2 separate regions of the Homo sapiens genome follow, and region 2 is linked to region 1. A link is an interaction called in ENCODE POLR2A ChIA-PET data of the cell type or tissue named here. Cell type or tissue: endothelial cell of umbilical vein. All regions are shown on one strand. Each heading gives the region's core, and the rest is flanking DNA. Links, peaks and the distances in the headings are about the cores only.

The links. Peaks named below come from ENCODE experiments on the same cell type or tissue, not always from the same donor. Only the 100,000 strongest peaks of a DNase experiment are listed, where the experiment ranks them.
Region 2: POLR2A ChIA-PET joins it to region 1 with 6 read pairs; 3 of 35 experiments call an interaction of 5 or more read pairs at or near these places.

The regions. Positions count from the first base shown.
Region 1 is chr2:23,698,921-23,703,307 of GRCh38, forward strand. KLHL29 (kelch like family member 29) reads left to right here. Exons shown (of 14, transcript NM_052920.2): 12 at 4,266-4,387. It also overlaps a transcript of ATAD2B not described here. Among named protein-coding and RNA genes, the nearest start is that of ATAD2B, 230 kb to the right of the region's middle. RefSeq lists an enhancer at 3,837-4,387. In endothelial cell of umbilical vein, for the core only: no CTCF peak of the experiment used is centred there; no DNase peak of the experiment used is centred there.
Region 2 is chr2:23,615,332-23,619,718 of GRCh38, forward strand. The region is part of intron 3 of KLHL29 (kelch like family member 29); the gene reads left to right. It overlaps LOC102723401 (a long non-coding RNA gene), which reads right to left and starts at 2,668. Exons shown (of 2, transcript XR_427010.4): 1 at 1,825-2,668; 2 at 1,172-1,676. In endothelial cell of umbilical vein, for the core only: a CTCF peak has its summit at 2,337; a DNase peak (open chromatin) is centred at 2,240.

The DNA of each region.
Region 1 (4,387 bases), core at 291-4,290:
ATAATCTTCCACTGTCTCCCAGCTCCTTCTGCAGGAGCTCTTTGGAACCCTGCCATATTGGCTTAAAAAGCAGATATCTGAACTTCTGACACTGTCCAAAAAGACACTTACTCCATTGCATATAAGCTACATATCATTTGTCTGGGGCTTAATTGAATCTGCCCCGCTGCTGCCCTTTGAGACATTCCAGCCTCGTCTCAAATCCAAGCACACAACTGGACGTCACATCACCCTCGCTCAGAGGCAGAGGCACGGGCTCTGGGAGGCCAGCTTCCTGGGCTCTGGGCTGTGACTGAGTTATGACTGGTGTCCCAAGGAGGCTCACAGAAAGAAAGCAGGCCCCGTATGCCTCCCAGGAAAGATGTGCTGGGGACAGACCCAACCCTGGTGGCACAGCATGCCATGCCCAGGCCTCGCATTGCGTCCAGGCACTCACCGAACAGTGAGCAGCATGGTGGGCGGTAGATGTGTCCCCTGCTGGGAGGGCCTAAGTATGGAGGCAACTGGAGTTGGGAGACCAGCCCCCAAGGAACCCGACAGAAACACTGAGGACCGATATTCCAGCTTCCCCATGAAGCAAGACCTCAAACATCCCAGTGACCTGGCCAGGCTGCTGAACCCCAAGTCTGCTTTTCCCAGCAGCTGCCTCCTGTTGTCCTTTCTCCCCTGTCTTGTCTGGCACTCATGTTCTATCACTTCATCCTTTTCCTCTGCTGCTTTGTCCTGCACCCCACATCAGCAGATCTGTTCAACCCAACCGTTTGCCTTCTCGGCGCCCAGCCCTGGGGGCTGAATGCTGATGGAGGAAATCCCACCCCATAACACACTGGCCCCACCACACGAGAAGGGAAGGCCCCCATCCTCTACCGGGTCCTTCACACTGCAAGGCAGCCTTTCTGGGTTTCCCTCTTCAGCACTTTCTCCTACTCTCATGAGCAGTTATTTCCTGTCTTGACCTCTCTCTTCAGAGATCTGACCCTACAGACTCCCCCACTACTTTGGTCAACTCTGACTCCTGCTTCACAGAGAAAATGGAGCCATCAGTCAAGAACTTGCTCACCTTCCTGCAGTCATTCCTACAAATACAGCTACACTCGTGCCATCCTTGACTTCCTCTCTCCTGTGCAAATGGACTCCACGTTCCCTCTGCACTTTGGATTCCATTTGCATCCACCTCCTGGAAGCCTTCCATCATCAGCACTCCCGTCTCTTTCATACACATTTAATCTTTCATTATCCAGTTGGACTCCTTCCTATTTTAGCATGTAAACACAATTAAACATTCCCCTTAAAAATTAAAACAAGACCTGTTTTCTGCTGGCTCGTGAGATCTGAAGTTAAAATTACAGGAACTCTGAGCCAGTTGTTTTAACCACAAAAATTTAACAATTTTTAATTATTAAAAATTATATACACATATTAAAAACAAAGGTAATCCATACTCAAAATTCATCACTTCCTAATTTTTTACTACATGTTACTACTCTCTTGGGCCTTGAGGTTATATATGCCTATTGCGCCTCTCCAGGGAGGAGATTCCAGAGAATGGTGGCCACAGCACATCTCTTTCCAACTCCATGTTCAGCAACATCCCTATGGTAGCTTGAAATCAGCCAAGTGGGAGGAGTGACATCGCAGAAACCAGCAAACGCTACAAACCATGACGTTTTCCCTAGAGAGCTGGCTGTTAAACATTCATCAGCATTCCATTGACCCCTCTCAGCTCCGGATTCTTTTCTAGGTCCTACCTTCTGTGCCTCTTCACAGCTAAATTTCTTCCAAAAGAAGTCTACACCCACGGTCTCCACTGACACAAATGGGTTCTGCACCTCTTGTTCCGGTTGAAGTGCCCTTGACTACAGAGCAGTGGCCTGCTGGAGATTCCATCCTCCATCCTTGAAGCCCTCACCTTCAGGGGCACAGCCACTCACTCGCTGTTGGGACCTTGGCTGCCCTCTGAGGACGCCTCTCAGCTCCCCTCTTAAAGACTACATTTCCCCAGTTTGTCCTCAGCCCCCATGCACTTCACATCTCCCCAGCACACTCCTGAGCTTCCATTTCCAGCTTTGTGCCAGAGATCCCACAGCTGAATATTTAATCCACACCCAAATATCTGACTGTCTGCTGCACATCTCCAATCTGTTGCCCACAAATACTGTAAACTTCCTGTGAAGAAAACTGAAATCACCCTCCTCCCTCAACCTTCCCATCCCACCAGTAGTGTCACCATCCACCAGTCCCAAGCCAGACCCTGAACCATCCTTGGCAACTATCTCAATGAGCAAACACACCCATTCCCCTCTCCTTCTGTTCTCCTGTCCTCATACTCTTTTGTCATTCCTTGGTCCAAGCCACTGTCGCATCTCACCAAATTTCTTGTGCAGACTAGTCCAACTAGTCTCCCCGCTTCTGACCTCTTCATTCCAGGACATACTCCATCCTGCAGACACAGTGATCTCTCTAGATGCCAAATTTGATCACATTATTTTCCTGCTTAAAACCTTCAGGGCAGTCAGGTGCTGTGGCTCACATCTGTAATCCCAGCACTTTAGGAGGCCAAGGTGGGAGGATTGCTTAAGCTCAGGAGTTCGAGACCAGCCTGGGCAACATAGGGAGACCTCATCTCTACGACAAATCAAAAAATTAGCCAGGCATGATGGTGCACACCTGTAGTCCCAGCTACTCAGGAGGCTGAGGTGGGAGAATTGTTTAAGCCCAGAAGATCAAGGCTGCAGTGAGCCATAATCATGCCACTCACTGCATTCTAGCCTAGGCAACAGAGCAAGACCCTGCCTCAAACAAACAAACCTTCACCCACTGCACTCTAGATAAAGCCCAACTCCTTTAGCTTCGCACACATGGCTTTTTTTTGCTTTTTTTTTTTTTTTTTTTTTTTTTTCAGACGGAGTTTTGCTCGTTGCCCAGGCTGGAGTGCAATGGCGCGATCTTGGCTCACCGCAGCCTCTGCCTCCCAGGTTCAAGCAGTTCTTCTGCCTCAGCCGGGTAGCTGGGTAGCTGGGTAGCTGGAATTACAGGCATGTGCCACCATGCCCAGCTAATTTTTTTTTTTTTTTGTATTTTTAGTAGAGACGGGGTTTCTCCATGTTGGTGAGCCTGGTCTCGAACTCCCGACCTCAGATGATCCGCCCACCTCGGCCTCCCAAAGTGCTGGGATGATAGGCGTGAGCCATCGCGCCCAGCCCACATGGCTCTTTTTAACTACCCCCCACTTCCAGCCATTCCATACTATGGGAGCACCTTGACTGATGATGGGGTTATGTCCTGATAAACTCATTATAAGTTGAAAATATTCTAAGGCAAAAATGCATTTAATACACCTGCCCTACTGAACATCATAGTTCAGCCAGCTTACCTTAAACATGCTCTGAACACTTACATTAGCCTACAGCTGGGCAAAAGCATCTAACACAAAGCCTATTTTATAATAAAATGTCAGATATCTCATGGATTTTATTGAACACTGTATATTACATCAAAATTGCAATCATTTTGCACCATGATAAAGTCAAAAAATCCTAAGTCGGGGACTGTCTGCACTATAAATTCTCCCAAAATGCCACCTTTGCCTACTGCTCTCCCTTCACCTGTAATGTTTTCCCTGTGCCCACTCAGTCCTGCTTCCCATCCACCTAGCTAGTAGCTTATTCACTCTTCAAGGCCCAGCCTGGGTATCAGCGCCTCCAGAAAGCTAATATGACCTATTGGAGCTGCTGGGTGCCCCCTGCCATGTGCACCTTGGGTTTCTCACCTTCAGACCACTCAGCATCCTGCATGTAATTATTCTTTGTGTGTTTTATTTGGCTGCCTTCCCCACGAGGCCATAAGCACCTCGAGGGCAGGAATGGTGCTTCATCCAGCACGTTTCTCCAGTTTCCAGCCTGGGGCCTGGCTATAAAGCAAATGCTCAGTCCAGCATTGCGGAATGCAAGGGTAGGACTGAGCTGGATAGAGAGGAGGGGAGCACTGTGTGAGCAAAGGGATGGAGACAGGAATTCTGCACAGACGCTGCCATAGGCAGAAAGAGCCCACTGATGTTCCAGAGGAAGGCCGAGAGGGCTAGTTTGGACGAGACCCCAGGAGGTCTTGAGTGTCTCATCGCAGTGCCCCCCACTGCTGGTGTGATCTCAGGCTATGCTGGCCATGCTGAGGGCGAGGAGCAGATGGCAGTTTGCTGCCCTTGCTTGTGACCTCTGCCCCGCACAAGGTCCATCTTGACCCTGGGCTCTTTTTCTCCTCTCCTGCAGGTACGACACCATCACCAACCAATGGGAGGCGGTGGCCCCTCTGCCCAAGGCAGTACACTCTGCTGCAGCCACAGTGTGTGGCGGCAAGATCTACGTGTTTGGTGGGGTGAACGAGGCAGGCC
Region 2 (4,387 bases), core at 210-4,209, 84 kb before region 1:
GGACCCCACTTCCAGAGGAGGTTGCTGCCTCCCCAGCCACCCTGGGACCATCCAACCTGGGATCCTGAGACACCCTGAGTCGTATCTCTGGGGCCAGAGAACAAGTCAGGACACTCGGAGCATCTCATGTGTGTCTCTGCTGCAGGGAGCTCTGAGTCAGCCTGTAGAAAGGGGTGCGGTGGCCAGGGAGGACGTCCCCGGGCTCTGTGTGAGCCGCACTGCCTCTCACGGTGGACCTGCGAGCCGGGCCGGAGCACCTGCACTGGTGCTCTGGGCGGAGGGAAGTTGCTGAAGTTGCACTTTCCATGGGCTGCCCACCCCAGCTCCTGGGGCCCTCTGAGAAATCCCATTATTCCAGTCTAGGGGGCTTCACATCCCCAGACCCCTCATTTGCAGCCTGATGGTTATGCACCTGTTAGGGTCACTGCGTGGACACAGACCGTGCTGAGGATGTCAGATTAGAGTGAAGTGACCATGACCTTGTTCAGCTGCGCCAGCCTTCCTGCACGTCAGCGTCGCTGTTCCTTTCTCATCAGCACAGCCAGTGCCTATGTCTGTCCCCTGTCAGATGAAAGATGGCAGATATTCCCTCCCCAGACCCCCTCTGCTTCTCTTTTGGGAATCAGGCTCACTGTGGCCTCTGGGCTTCCAGTTCTGGTGGCCTTGATCCCTCCTCCTAAGGGACCCAAGGGTCAGTCCCCTTGGAGCTCTCAGCAAGGAAGACCTCACTGGACCTATGGGTCCTGGCCTGGAGGGTGGACCTCTCTGCTATTGGCCACTGAGCCAGGTCTGCTTCTGCCATGCTCCCCTAGTAGCAGCCTGACCATGAGGTTACACCCCTTACCCTGTCCTCCCACACTCCAAGTCTGCCTCTCCCTCCTCAGCCTGGGGTTCTGTTCTCTTGAGCCCTACAAAAAGTTCATACTCAGCCTGGGGTTCATTCTTCTCTTTAATCCTGTGACAGAAAGGCTGCGGAGGTTGTGGGAGCCTTGTAATGCTCATTTTACCTAAACTAACCTTTCTTAAATTGGGGGAGCCAGGGAAAGATGAAAGGAGAAACACGCACACACACGGCAATGTAAGTTAAAGAAAAAAACATTTACCAAGTCTCTAAATGTTGTCCTCGCCCCGCATCCTATTCTGCTGAATAAAGAAAACAGAGGTGACTTCGGGCTTTTTAAAATCAAGATTTTATTAAAAAGAAACCGTTTCAATCAAGCAAACAATTCACAAAGACATTTTCTAGAATAGTGAGAATAATAAAAACCATCATTTTTGGAGAGGCCGATTCCTTGCCAGAACCTGGGGTCATGGGCTTGGCACCCATCATTCTTGCGCACCCCATGAACTGTAAGAGAGATCTTATCCCTTTCTGGAAATGAGCGAACGGGTTCAGAGAAGTCTAGTGACCTGTCCAAGGACACAGAGCCCCTGAAAGGTAGCTCTGTTGTCTGCACCAAGTCTGTGTGACTCTGGCACCGTTCCCGGGGTCATTCACAGCAGGGCCCCGCTCAGACCTCGGCGGGCAGCGAGAAGAACACATGGAGATTCTGACTTCCAGCACAAAGGGGCATCCTGCCTTGTGTTTTTGTTTCCCATTTCTGAGCATTCTCTCTGAATTACAGCCGTGACCGCCGTATCGCAGCGTGTTTGCCCAGCCCGGTTTGAGTTGTAAGCTGGTGAAATAGAAGAATCCTTGTGAAAATATGAACACACTTTTATTTACCAAAGGTAAATGAAACCTTTCACTGTTCTGAAGGGTTTCCATTTTTCTGTCTTTTGTCTCCTCCCTTTGATTACCCATAACATTAACCTTCAAACAACCTGGCAAATCCGAGTCTGATTTCCCGGCAGCCTCCTCCTTCAGCCAGGCAGGGCACCTGTTGCAGGCCCTCTTGGGATCACCAGGCAGAGAAGCTTCCCTGTGCTTCACACCCACTCACGCCTGTCCCCCCGTCCTGGGGGAAGGCAGTTCCAGGCTGGCCCATGGTCACTGTGAAGCGCTCCTACTTAACAATGCAAGTAGCCATCCCTCTGTCCAGCTGGCTTTGACGAGGCTCTGCCGCCGCAGCTTCTTGCCCGTGGCTCTGTGATGGGGAAAAAAGGAAGGAAAAATGCGTTCCATGCAGGGCCTGTCACTGCCGTAGAAACAGCAGTATTATTTTCAGGGATGTTGCGTTAATAGGGGAAGGCTGTTTCTTGGAAAATACTGCCTTCAAGTACTGTGACTCTTTTCAGGTTATATAAAAGGGCATTAGGCAAACACTCAGAAATTCAGCAGCTTCCTTGGTTGGGAGTGTGGAGGGTGGGTGGACCAGCTCCTGTGCACCTCCAGCGGCAGCCACGCAGAATACGAATTGGCTGCAGTTACCGTCCTCATCAGCCCGCAGTCTGGATAGTATCAGCAACAGGAAAGGTTACAGCTTTTCCTGTGATGTATTGCTTCTTCAGAGAGTATTAAAGATGTTTTGAATCTATTTTTTTAGGAATCTTGAAACCACCAGTGGAACATTTTTGCTGTTGTGGGTAATGCACAACGTAGCAGCGTAGGAAGGCCGGGCCGCGAGAGGGAACCGAGGGTGTTGGAAGCACCGAAGACGGCGTCCGTTGTCATTTTAACAGTGAGGAAGCAAGTGAGGCAGAGCATATGCTGAGGTGTGGAGCAGCTGCGACTGGGAAGCGTGTTATTTCTTTTATTTGCTGGGGGGCGGAGAAGAGGCAGACACCGCATCTCCTGGGAGTGGGCAGGATTTATTTATTGGGAAGGGAGTGCCAGAGGAAAAGTTCCGTCATCATGGAAGGAATTCTCCAGCCCTGCTTAGTATTATTGTTTGGGCCTTTATTTATTTTTTTTTTCCTGCCTTGACACTCCCTGCCCAAAGCACAGATTCAAATAAAAATTGTAGCCAGAGCCAATGTCTTTGTAGTAGATGGTGGGACAGTGAATTTTACATGTCAACTTGACCAGGCCACAAGGTGCCCAGGTATTTGGGCCAAAGATGATCCTGGGTGTGTCCGTGAGGGTGTTTCTGGATGAGATTAAGATTCAAATCAGTAGACTGAGTAAAGCAGCTCGCCCTCCCCAATGTGGGAAGGCCTCATCCGATCAGTCAGTCGGCCTGAACAGAACAAAAGCTGACCCTGCTGTAAGTAAGAGGGGTTTCTCCTGACCGCCTTTGAGTTGGGACATTGGTCTTTTGCTGCCTTTGGACTGGAACTGAAACATCCGCTCTTCTTGGGTCTCAAGCCTGCAGGCTTTTGGACTGGAACTATACCAGTTCCCGCTCCTGGGTCTCCAGCTTGCTAACTGCAGATCGCGGGACTTCTCGGCCTCCATGGTTACAGGAGCTGATTCCTTATAATAAATCGTATATTATATATATAATTTCTATGCTATTAGTTCCGTTTCTCTGGAGAACCCTGGCTGATATAGAAGGCATCCATTAAGGCAGGGGTTGAAATCTTAACATCTTTCCTGAACCCATAGCTTGATCAAGCTACCTGTGTCCTCTAGGAGAAGAAAGGGTGACTGAATCCCAAAGTATTTGGAAGGAAGCCAGAGAAAAGCTCTGCAGCCACCACTCCTCTCTGCTGAGAACATCAGAGGCCGTGAACTGTGTGAATAGAAATGAGGATGCCTTGCCAGACAGCCCCCTTTACAGGCAGATGCTGGTCCTTCCCCTCCAGGGGAACAGGGCTTGGAGCACAGATACAGGCCTGGCAGCCACAGGCCCCTCGGCCCAGGGAAAGGCAGCCTCTCTGTTGCAGGTGGGAGGCTCCAGCTACAGCCTCCAGCCATTGCTCCCTAGACGTGGTGTCCACTCCTTGCTCACCCCCTGCTAGAAGGTAAAGGAAAGCATACATGAAATGCTTTTAAGCAGCAGGTCTGTGACTCTTCCTGCAGCAGGTGAGGCTCTGAGCTAAATATGTCACACCTGGGGTCTTCTGCGGGGCTGGATCGAGAGCGGGCTTCTCCTGCAGTGTGAAGGGTCTGGTTCCAGCCTGGGCCGCTGGGGAAATTTTGAGGGTGGTGGGTGTTCTCAGAGGGGTCTGGGGCCTCACAGTGATTGGAGAGTGGGGAGAAATGGGTGAGGGAAATGAGTCCACTCATGGAGGCCTTAGCTGTGACTCCTTTTGAAATCTGAGCATCCCAGGGATGAGGGCACTGACACTGATGTGAGGAAATTAGGCCCCAGGGCAGCCGAAGCAGGCTGTGCCCATGATAACAGCAGAGACTGCAGCCTAAAACTCTGAACTGACTGCTGGGGTGCAGAACACAGGGGAGAAGCCTCCTCCCCTTTGGTGAAAAATCAATGTCTGGTGTCAGGACTCCCCTATTAACAGCTTGATTAGAAAGGACTCAGAAGTTCCTTTGCCCTGGAATTGC